2 separate regions of the Homo sapiens genome follow, and region 2 is linked to region 1. A link is an interaction called in ENCODE POLR2A ChIA-PET data of the cell type or tissue named here. Cell type or tissue: Caco-2. All regions are shown on one strand. Links, peaks and the distances in the headings refer to the core of each region. The heading gives the core; the rest is flanking DNA.

Evidence for each region. ChIA-PET counts read pairs that join two places held together with the same protein. Peaks named below come from ENCODE experiments on the same cell type or tissue, not always from the same donor. Only the 100,000 strongest peaks of a DNase experiment are listed, where the experiment ranks them.
Region 2: POLR2A ChIA-PET joins it to region 1 with 11 read pairs; 16 of 35 experiments call an interaction of 5 or more read pairs at or near these places.

The regions. Positions count from the first base shown.
Region 1 is chr1:24,761,141-24,765,532 of GRCh38, reverse strand. The region is part of intron 1 of CLIC4 (chloride intracellular channel 4); the gene reads right to left. Among named protein-coding and RNA genes, the nearest start is that of CLIC4, 18 kb to the right of the region's middle. In Caco-2, for the core only: no CTCF peak of the experiment used is centred there; no DNase peak of the experiment used is centred there.
Region 2 is chr1:24,702,945-24,707,336 of GRCh38, reverse strand. No RefSeq gene overlaps it. Among named protein-coding and RNA genes, the nearest start is that of CLIC4, 40 kb to the left of the region's middle. In Caco-2, for the core only: no CTCF peak of the experiment used is centred there; a DNase peak (open chromatin) is centred at 1,856; H3K4me3 peaks cover 713 bases.

The DNA.
Region 1 (4,392 bases), core at 215-4,214:
TGCAAGGAAAAACAAGTAAATCTGTTTATTTCAATCTAAAATATGAACTGAGCCCAGTCATTTGCATCACCCTCTCGACCTATTTCTCTGGCTTCTTGTTAGGCATTTGCTTTTTCCCAATCATGTGATCTTTTAGTTCTTCTTTTCCTCCCAACCTCCTCTGAAATTAAGCCTGTGCACGGAAAAAAATAAAAGCTTCTATATATTCCTTCAGCAAACATTTTATTGAGTAACAATCAAATGAGTTAATATTTCATAGATGTAGTCAACACAGTGCCTGGCACATAGAAAGCACTCCATAAATGTATATATTATTTCAATTAAATATGAAATGCTTTTCCATATATACTTCTTCTATCTCATGCATTTAAGAAATCCAACAGAAAACAGTCAATGGGAACAGTATCTATTCTAAATATAGGAAAACCAGATCTTCCTAGAAGTGAAAAGGCCTCCCAGGCAGTGAGTTACAATAACTCTAGTGGAAAATATTATCCCATCTAAGATAATTGTGTATAGTACGCCTTCCTTATAGCTCATTCATTACTGACACCTGAGGGTACATTTTCTTGCTTCCCAGAGCTTAGAGCAGTTCCTAGTAGGCACTTAGTAAAGACATGTTTAATGAAAGATTTTTTAAATTTGTAGTCTCTGTACTTACCAAAAAACCAACAACAACAACAACAACAAACCTGCAGTGAGAGAGAGTTAAAACACAAAGTAAATAAAAACAAATTTAGGGCTTTAGTGGTGAATCTCAAATTTGCTTGAAAGATTATTTTTAATAAAAGACAAAAGAATCAATTTTGGCAGGAATCCAGATGCCCTTCTGTGAAATGCCAGAAGATACCAGAGTATGAATTTTTTTTTTTTTCCCTTGAGATAGGGTCTTGCTCTGTCGCCCAGGGTGGAGTACAGTAGCACTATCTTGGCTCACTGCAAACTTCGCCTCCTGGGCTCAAGCAATCCTCCCACCTCAGCCTCCCAAGTAGCTGGGACCATAGGCGTGTGCCTCAATACACAGCTAATTTTTGCATTTTTTGTGGAGACAGGGTTTCACCATGTTGTCCAGGCTGGTCATGCAATCCACCTGCCTCGCCTCCCAAAGTGCTGGGATTATAAGTGTGAGCCTTGGCCGGACGTGGTGGCTCACACCTGTAATCCCAGCACTTCGGGAGGCCAAGGCAGGTGGATCACCTGAGGTTGGGAGTTCGAGACCACCCTGACCAACATGGAGAAACCCCGTCTCTACTAAAAATACAAAATTAGCCGGGTGTGGTGGCACATGCCTGTAATCCCAGCTACTCGAGAGGCTGAGGCAGGAGAATCGCTTGAACCCGGGAGGCGGAGGTTGCGGTGAGCCAGAGATTGTGCCATTGCACTCCAGCCTGGGCAACAACTACCCACCAAACAGTGCTGCTAAGCAGATGATCCTTTTCCAAAGCACAGCACTTATAAAGAATATTTTTAGCCAACTATAATTTACTAGCAGTAGGTTAAGGTCTATCAACTATACTTAAGTGCATTTACTCATTCAATAAGACTTACTGAATGCCTATTATGAGGCAGACAATCTACTAAATATCGTGGTGGACGCAAAGATGAATAAGACAAGGAATCTACTCTCCTGGAGCTTACTTTATTATAGCAAAGATAAGACATACATGCAAAACTATCAACAAAATAGATAACCGAAGAGTCATATAAGAGGCATGAAATATGAATCTTGAAGGATTAACAAAGGCAGACACATTTAAATGGAGATTTACAGGATTATGGAGTTTAAACAAATGGGAATGGAAGAGATGGGAAAGGTTGCTTCAGGGAAACAAGATAGCTCATATGGAAACAAAGAAGAGTTCAATTTAGCTGGACTGTAAGACCCAGGAGAAGTAGGAGATAAATTTGTCCAATTAATTAGAGCTAGACTATGAAGGTCATAGACTTGAATGCCAGACTATAGATTTGAACTTAATTCTTTTTTTTTTTTTTTTTTTTTGGAGACGGAGTCTCACTCTGTCATGGAGTGCAGTGGCATGATTTCGATTCACTGCAACCTCCACCTCCCAGGTTCAGGTGATTCTCCTGCCTCAGCCTCCCAAGTAGCTGGGACTACAAGCATGCGCCACAACGCCCGGCTAATTTTTGTATTTTTAGTAGAGACGGGGTTTCTCCATATTAGTCAGGCTGGTCTCGAACTCCCGACTTCAGATGATCTGCCCACCACAGCCTCCCAAAGTGCTGGGATTACAGGAGTGAGCCAGCATGCCCAGCCAATTCTTTCTTTAGTAGAGACCAACAAAATGGTTTTTGCACTTGCAGAGTGTGGGGGTCAGGAAAAGGAAGAACCTGTCTTAGCTGGTTCTTCAAAAAAACATAGTGTTGGACAGTCTGGCTTATACAAAGATGAAGAACAAAATTTCTTCCTCACAGAGTTTACTTGGCCTCAAGTAAAGAAGTAGGAGGGAAGGTTGTATGAAAATTCATACGAAGAAGCAATACATACCACTGAGGGGGACCTAGTGGAATAGGTGGCCATTTGGGAGATTCCTTGAAGGACATCCATTAAACCATGTCTCTCTTTAATTTTCCACTTCTTTCTCTAATAAATCAGCATTCAACCCAGCTCTTACAGCTCATACTTTTTAAAGCCTTCCCTTCATATGTATCCCCCTTTGCAGCTATCAACCTGTGTCTTCTACATAGCCAAGTTTCTTGTTAGAGTTGGCTTTACACACTGACTCCAGTCTCTTACTTCCTATTTCATTCTTCTACCCGCTGTATTATGACTTCCCACCACCACTACTCCACCAAAGCTGTTACTACGAAGGTTGCCAGTAACTTCCAGGGTGTTAAATCCAACAAACACTCAGCTTGATACAACTGGTCACTCCCTCCTTACAAACCTCTCCTAGCTTCTTCCTACCTCACTCTAGTAGTTTTCCTCTCACCACTCACTACTGTTCCCCCACAGTTCCTCTTTGTTCTCCTTGTCTAGCTTCTCCTCCATTACCCAACCCCTAAGTGTTTAGAGTTCCTCAGAACTTGCTTCTAGGCATTTTCCTCACTCTTTACTCATCCACACAATGATCTCATACACTTGTTTTTTTCTTTAGAGAGAGTCTCACTCCGTCATCAGGCAGTGCAGTGGCATGATCATATCTCACCGTAGCCTCTAACTCCTGGGTTCAAGTGAACCTTCCTGCCTCAGCCTCCTGAAGTAGCTAGGACTATAGGCATGTGACATCACGCCCAGCTGATTTTTTATTTTTATTTTTGCAGGGATGGGGTCTTGCTATGTTGCCCAGACTGGTCAAAAACTCCTGGCCTCAAGCAAATCTTCCACCTCAGCCTTCCATAGTGCTGGGATTATAGGTGTGAGCTACCACATCCAGCCTCATACACTTTAAATACCAAATATTCTATGTGTGTGTGTATGTCATATATACATATATGTATGTCATCAAGTCCCAAATATCTCTACCCTGCCTAGACTTCTTTCTGAACAGATCTGTAGGTCCAACTTTCTACCAACATCTCCACTTGACATCTCAGCCATCTTATACTCAACAAGTCAAAACTTGAACTCTGTCTGCTCCTCCTCCCTCTCCATGAACGGCAACTCTTGACCAGTGGCTCTAATTACAAACCCAAGTCATTTCTCACACTTTTCTCTCTCACATACCTCCTTAACATCCTCCTATTGACACCACTTCCAAAATCTACCTCAAATCCATTCTCTTCTCTCCATCACCTTATTAATCCAAGCCACCATCACCTTTCTTGATGGCAATGGCCTCCAAATAGTTGTCCTTATTGCCACTCTTGCCTCCCTTAAATTCATTTTCCACAGAGCCAGGCTACTCATATTAAGATGCAACTCTAATCCTGAAGCTCCCTCACTTAAACCCATCTGAGAACTGCCATTTCTACTAAGGACAAAATTCACATGACATACAAGGCCCTCCATGATGTGGCCCCTGTCAATCCCTCACTCTACTGCTCACTTTTGTTCTCTGTTTTCCAGTCACACCCTTAACTGATTATTTCCAGCCTTTACACATGCTGATTCCTTCAACCTAGAACGCTTTTCCCCTCATTCTAATTACTACTCATCCTACATGTCATTTTCTCAGAAAAGCTCTCACTGAGCCTCCATCTAAATTGGGTTTCCTGCCATTCTTTCTCAAGTTGCCCTGTTCTTTTCTTTGATATAATAACCTACTGTCCTTATTTATATGTTTCTTTAACATATGCCTCTCCAAGTAGATGATAGGTTCTATGAGGTATTAATAAATTTGAATTTAACACGTCAAAAAACTAAACTCCTGATCTCCTCCCCATCAGAACTAGCCCTTCCCACAGCCTTTTCCACCTCAGTTAATGACAACT
Region 2 (4,392 bases), core at 117-4,116, 58 kb after region 1:
TTTGTATTTTTAGTAGAGACAGAGTTTCACCATGTTGGTCTGGCTGGTCTCGAACTCCTGACCTTGTGATCCACCCATCTTGGCCTCCTGAAGTGCTGAGGTTACAAGCGTGAGCCACAGCTCCTGGCCTCTACTTGCTTCTTAATCCTGAACAACTAATTTCTCTGTCTCCTCTCCTTCCCAGTGCATTCCAGCCTCAGCAAGCCATTCTCTTTCCACAAATATAATGTCCTTTCAGCCAAGAAAAATGTTAAAACATGGCCAGGCAATGGTGGCTCATGCTTGTAATCCCAACACTCTGGGAGGTTGAGGCAGGCAGAAGGATTGCTTGAGCCCAGGAGTTTGAGACCAGCCTTGGCAACACCGTGAGACCTTGTCTCTACAAAAAAAATACAAAAATATTACCCGGGTGTGGTGGCACATGCCTGTAGTCCCAGCTACTTGGGAGGCTGAGGCAGGAGGATTGCTTGAGCCCAGGAGTCAAGGCTACAGCAAGCTGTGTTTGTGCCGCTGCACTCCAGCCTGGGTGACAGAATGAGACCCTGTGTCACACACACACACACAAACACACACGCACAATGTGTTTGGGAAATGCTGGATTAAAGTGAAGCAGGCCTCCTCTGATTACAGCGCCTTCAAATGGTGCTTTCTGTGCTAAAGGCAATGCTCTTACCTGTTCTCTGCTGTACTGTAGCCATTAACCCCGTGTGTCTATTGAGCACTTGAAATGTGGCTAGTGAGACCGAATAACTGAGTTTCAAATTTTATTTATGTTTAATTTAAATAGTCCCATGTGTTTAGTGGCTACCATATTGGACAGCACAGTTTCAGTGCCTGTAATATTCTGAAAGTTGTTAAATGGCTTTTCCCAAAATGTTTGGCCAAAGATATTCTTTTTTTCTGTGAGTCTCGCTCTGTCGCCCAGGCTGGAGTGCAGTGGCACAATGTGGGCTCACTGCAACCTCTGCCTCCCAGGTTTAAGCGATTCTCCTGCCTCAGCCTCCTGAGTAGCCGGGATTACGGGCGCCCACCACCACGCCCAGCTAACTTTTTGTATTTTTAGTAGAGACGGGTTTTCACCATGTTGCCCAGGATGGTCTTGAACTCCTGAGCTCAGGTGATCCACCCACCTCAGCCTCCCAAAGTGCTAGGATTACAGGCGTGAGCCACCGCACCTGGCTCCAAAGATACTCTTTCTCTGTGTGGCGTGCTGTTAGTTTCAGTTTGGGAAATGCTCCTCTAGTCCAATCCTCATTGGACAGATGGGGAAACCGAGTCCGAGAGAGGGAAAGGGGCTTCTCAAGGTCACACAGCAAGTTAGACGCACAGCAGAGGCTTGAACTCAGGTTCTTCTCTCCTAGTCCAGCTCCGCCTCTCTGGTCTGTTGACAGCTTTAAGGACTGAAGCCAAACAGAAAGGCAGACACTGATGTTTGTTTAGTGCTCGCTGTGTAGCAGGAGCTCGCAGATACATTAACTCCTTTCATAACCCTGTGAAGTGGGAATTGAGTAGCACAAATATGCACATGGGGAAACGGAGGCCCAAGGAGCTAAGGGACTTGCCGAAAGCACCGTAGGTGGTCATCACTTAGAATTAGAGATGTGTCCAAAATGAGCAAGCAGCAGGAAAAAGGTGGGGAAGCCACAGGAAGGAGAAGAACAGGCTTCAGTAAACAATGAACAAAGAATAGGGGCGGGAGTAGGAGCACACGAAACTGGCACCAGCCCAGAGAAGAATCAGGGTAAGCAAAGAAAATGTTTGCAAAAACCAAAGCCCAAAGGGCCCCTAACCACCACTGCCCAGGAATGGGCGGGTCCCTGGATCTCAGGCAGCCACTTTATAGGCTAGTGTGAATGGGGGAGGGCGGAGGCCGCTGGTGCGAAAGCTCTGCCCAGTAGGGGCAGTCCTGACAAATTGGTGAGTGGGAGAACCAATCAGTTCCTCTCTTTTATGGGGTTTGGATTTACAAGGTTTAAAAATTGTTTCTAGGCCGGAGCGCTGGCTCATTCCTGTAATCCCAGCCCTTTAGGAGGCTGAGGCGGGAGACTCACTTGAGCCTGGGAGTTTGAGACTAGCCTGGGCAACATAGTGAGACCCGTCTCTACAAAAAAATTTAAAAATTATCTGGGCATGGTGGCATCTGCCTGTAGTCCCAGCCACTTGGGAGACTGAAGTGGGAGGATCACCTACCTGAGCCTGGGGAAGTCGAGGCTGCAGTGAGCTGAGATCAAACCACTGCGCTCCAGCCTGGGTGACAAAGCGAGACCCTGTCTCAAAAAAAAAAAAAAAAAAAAAATTGTTTATAGCAGCCAAAGAAGCAAACCGAGGGAATGATTGGTTTGTACTGACTGAAACTGGCATTAATTGCTGCAGCCACAGACATGAGCAGATGAGCAACGGCTAGTTCAGAAGGAGAAAGGATGACTTAAGAGCCCTCTAACAATAATGAATAATGAGGGACAATGGATGACGTCGTGTTTGTGTGGGTAGCCTAACAGCCTCATCCTGGGAGAGATTCAAGACCTCTTGTCTGGGAAGACGGGGGGAGGCGGCGGGAGGGGGCGGGTTGAAAGGAATTAGACAAGCTGCTGGGCCTGGGCAGGCCTCATTTCTTCCCACCCTCCACAACCACACCCCTCTCTGAGTCTGCCCCCACAGCCCTGAGTGGTGGGCGGTGGCCCCTAGACCCCCACGGCTCCCAAGACCAGCCAGCCAGTCAGGTTCCCTCTGCTGAGAATGTGTGATTGAGATCCAGACACCCAGTCTCTGTTGGGTGTTTGAACCAAGAGGACCTATAAAGCTGGGCCTGGGACAGCCAGGGGCTGGGAGAAAGTTCTGAGCAGGGAAGAGAAGAAGAAAGTGGATGTGCAGACCAGAGGGATGGGGCGATGGCGGGTAATGTCATTTTTTTTTCTTTTTCTTTTTCTTTCTTTTTTTTTTTTTTGAGATGGAGTCTTGCTCTATCACCCAGGCTGGAGTGCAGTGGCGCAATCTCAGCTCACTGCAACCTCCGCCTCCTGGGTTCAAGTGATTCTCCTGCTTCAGCCTCCCAAGTAGCTGGGATTACAGGTGCCCGCCACCACGCCCAGCTAATTTTTGTATTTTAGTAGAGACGGGATTTCATAATGTTGGCCAGGCTGGTCTCCAATTCCTGACCTCAAGTGATCCACCTGCCTTGGCCTCCCAAAGTGCTGGGATTATAGGTGTGAGCCACTGTGTCCAACCCGTAATGTCATTTTTTTTTTTTTTTTGAGACAGAGTCTCACTCTGTCACCTAGGCTGGAGTGCAGTGGCGTGATCTTGGCTCACTGCAACCTCCACCTCCTGGGTTCAAGCAATTCCCTGCCTCAGCCTCTCGAGTAGCTGGGATTACAGGCACCCACCACCACGCCAAGCTAATTTTTGTTTTTTCGTTGTTTTTTTTTTTTGAGACGGAGTCTCACTCTGTCGCCCAGGCTGGAGTGCAGTGGCGCAATCTCGGCTCAGTGCAAGCTCCACCTCCTGGGTTCACGCCATTCTCCCGCCTCAGCCTCCCAAGTAGCTGGGACTACAGGCGACTGCCACCATGCCCGGCTAAGTTCTTGTATTTTTAGTACAGAGAGGGTTTCACCATTCACAGGATGGTCTCGATCTCCTGACCTTGTGATCCGCCCGCCTCGGCCTCCCAAAGTGCTGGGATTACAGGTGTGAGCCACCACGCCCGGCCTAATTTTTGTATTTTTATTAGAGACCGGGTTTCACCATCTTGGCCAGGCTGGTCTTGAACTCCTGACCTCGTGATCCACCTGCCTTGGCCTCCCAAAGTGCTGGGATTACAGGTGTGAGCCACCGCACCCGGCCCATAATGTCATTTAAAAAAAAAACTTTCTGTGTTTGTTTCTGGCCCGTTTGGGAGCACTGGCTGAGTTTCCTGCCCTTGGGTTGCACAGGGATCCTGCCAGTAAATTCCCCCTTCCCCATTTATGCTTAAACAGAGTGAATGGGTTCTGCTGCCCTTGTAACTAAAGTGAGGCATGCGTGTGTGTGTGTCTAGGTATTGGGGGAAATGGATTAAATGCTGTGTGCCTACGAGAGCCTGTTTTCCTTGTGAGGGTATATCCTTGATTGTGGACTCTTTACTCTGAGCCCCCCAGTCTTCCCATTTGACTTGAGGGGTTGGAGGAGAAGAGGCTTTGTTCCCGACAGCCAGCTTTCTATTGTATGAGCCTTTGCCCCTGTGCAATGCTAAGTGCCTTGGAAAAACCACATTCATTCATGAGTCAGTCATTCTACAAATATTTACTGAGTACCTACTATGTGCCAAGCATTGTTTTGGGAGATGGAATGAAGCAGTGAATAAGACAGACAAAAACAAAATATTTTATGCATGCCTCAGTTTCCCTGTCTGGAAAA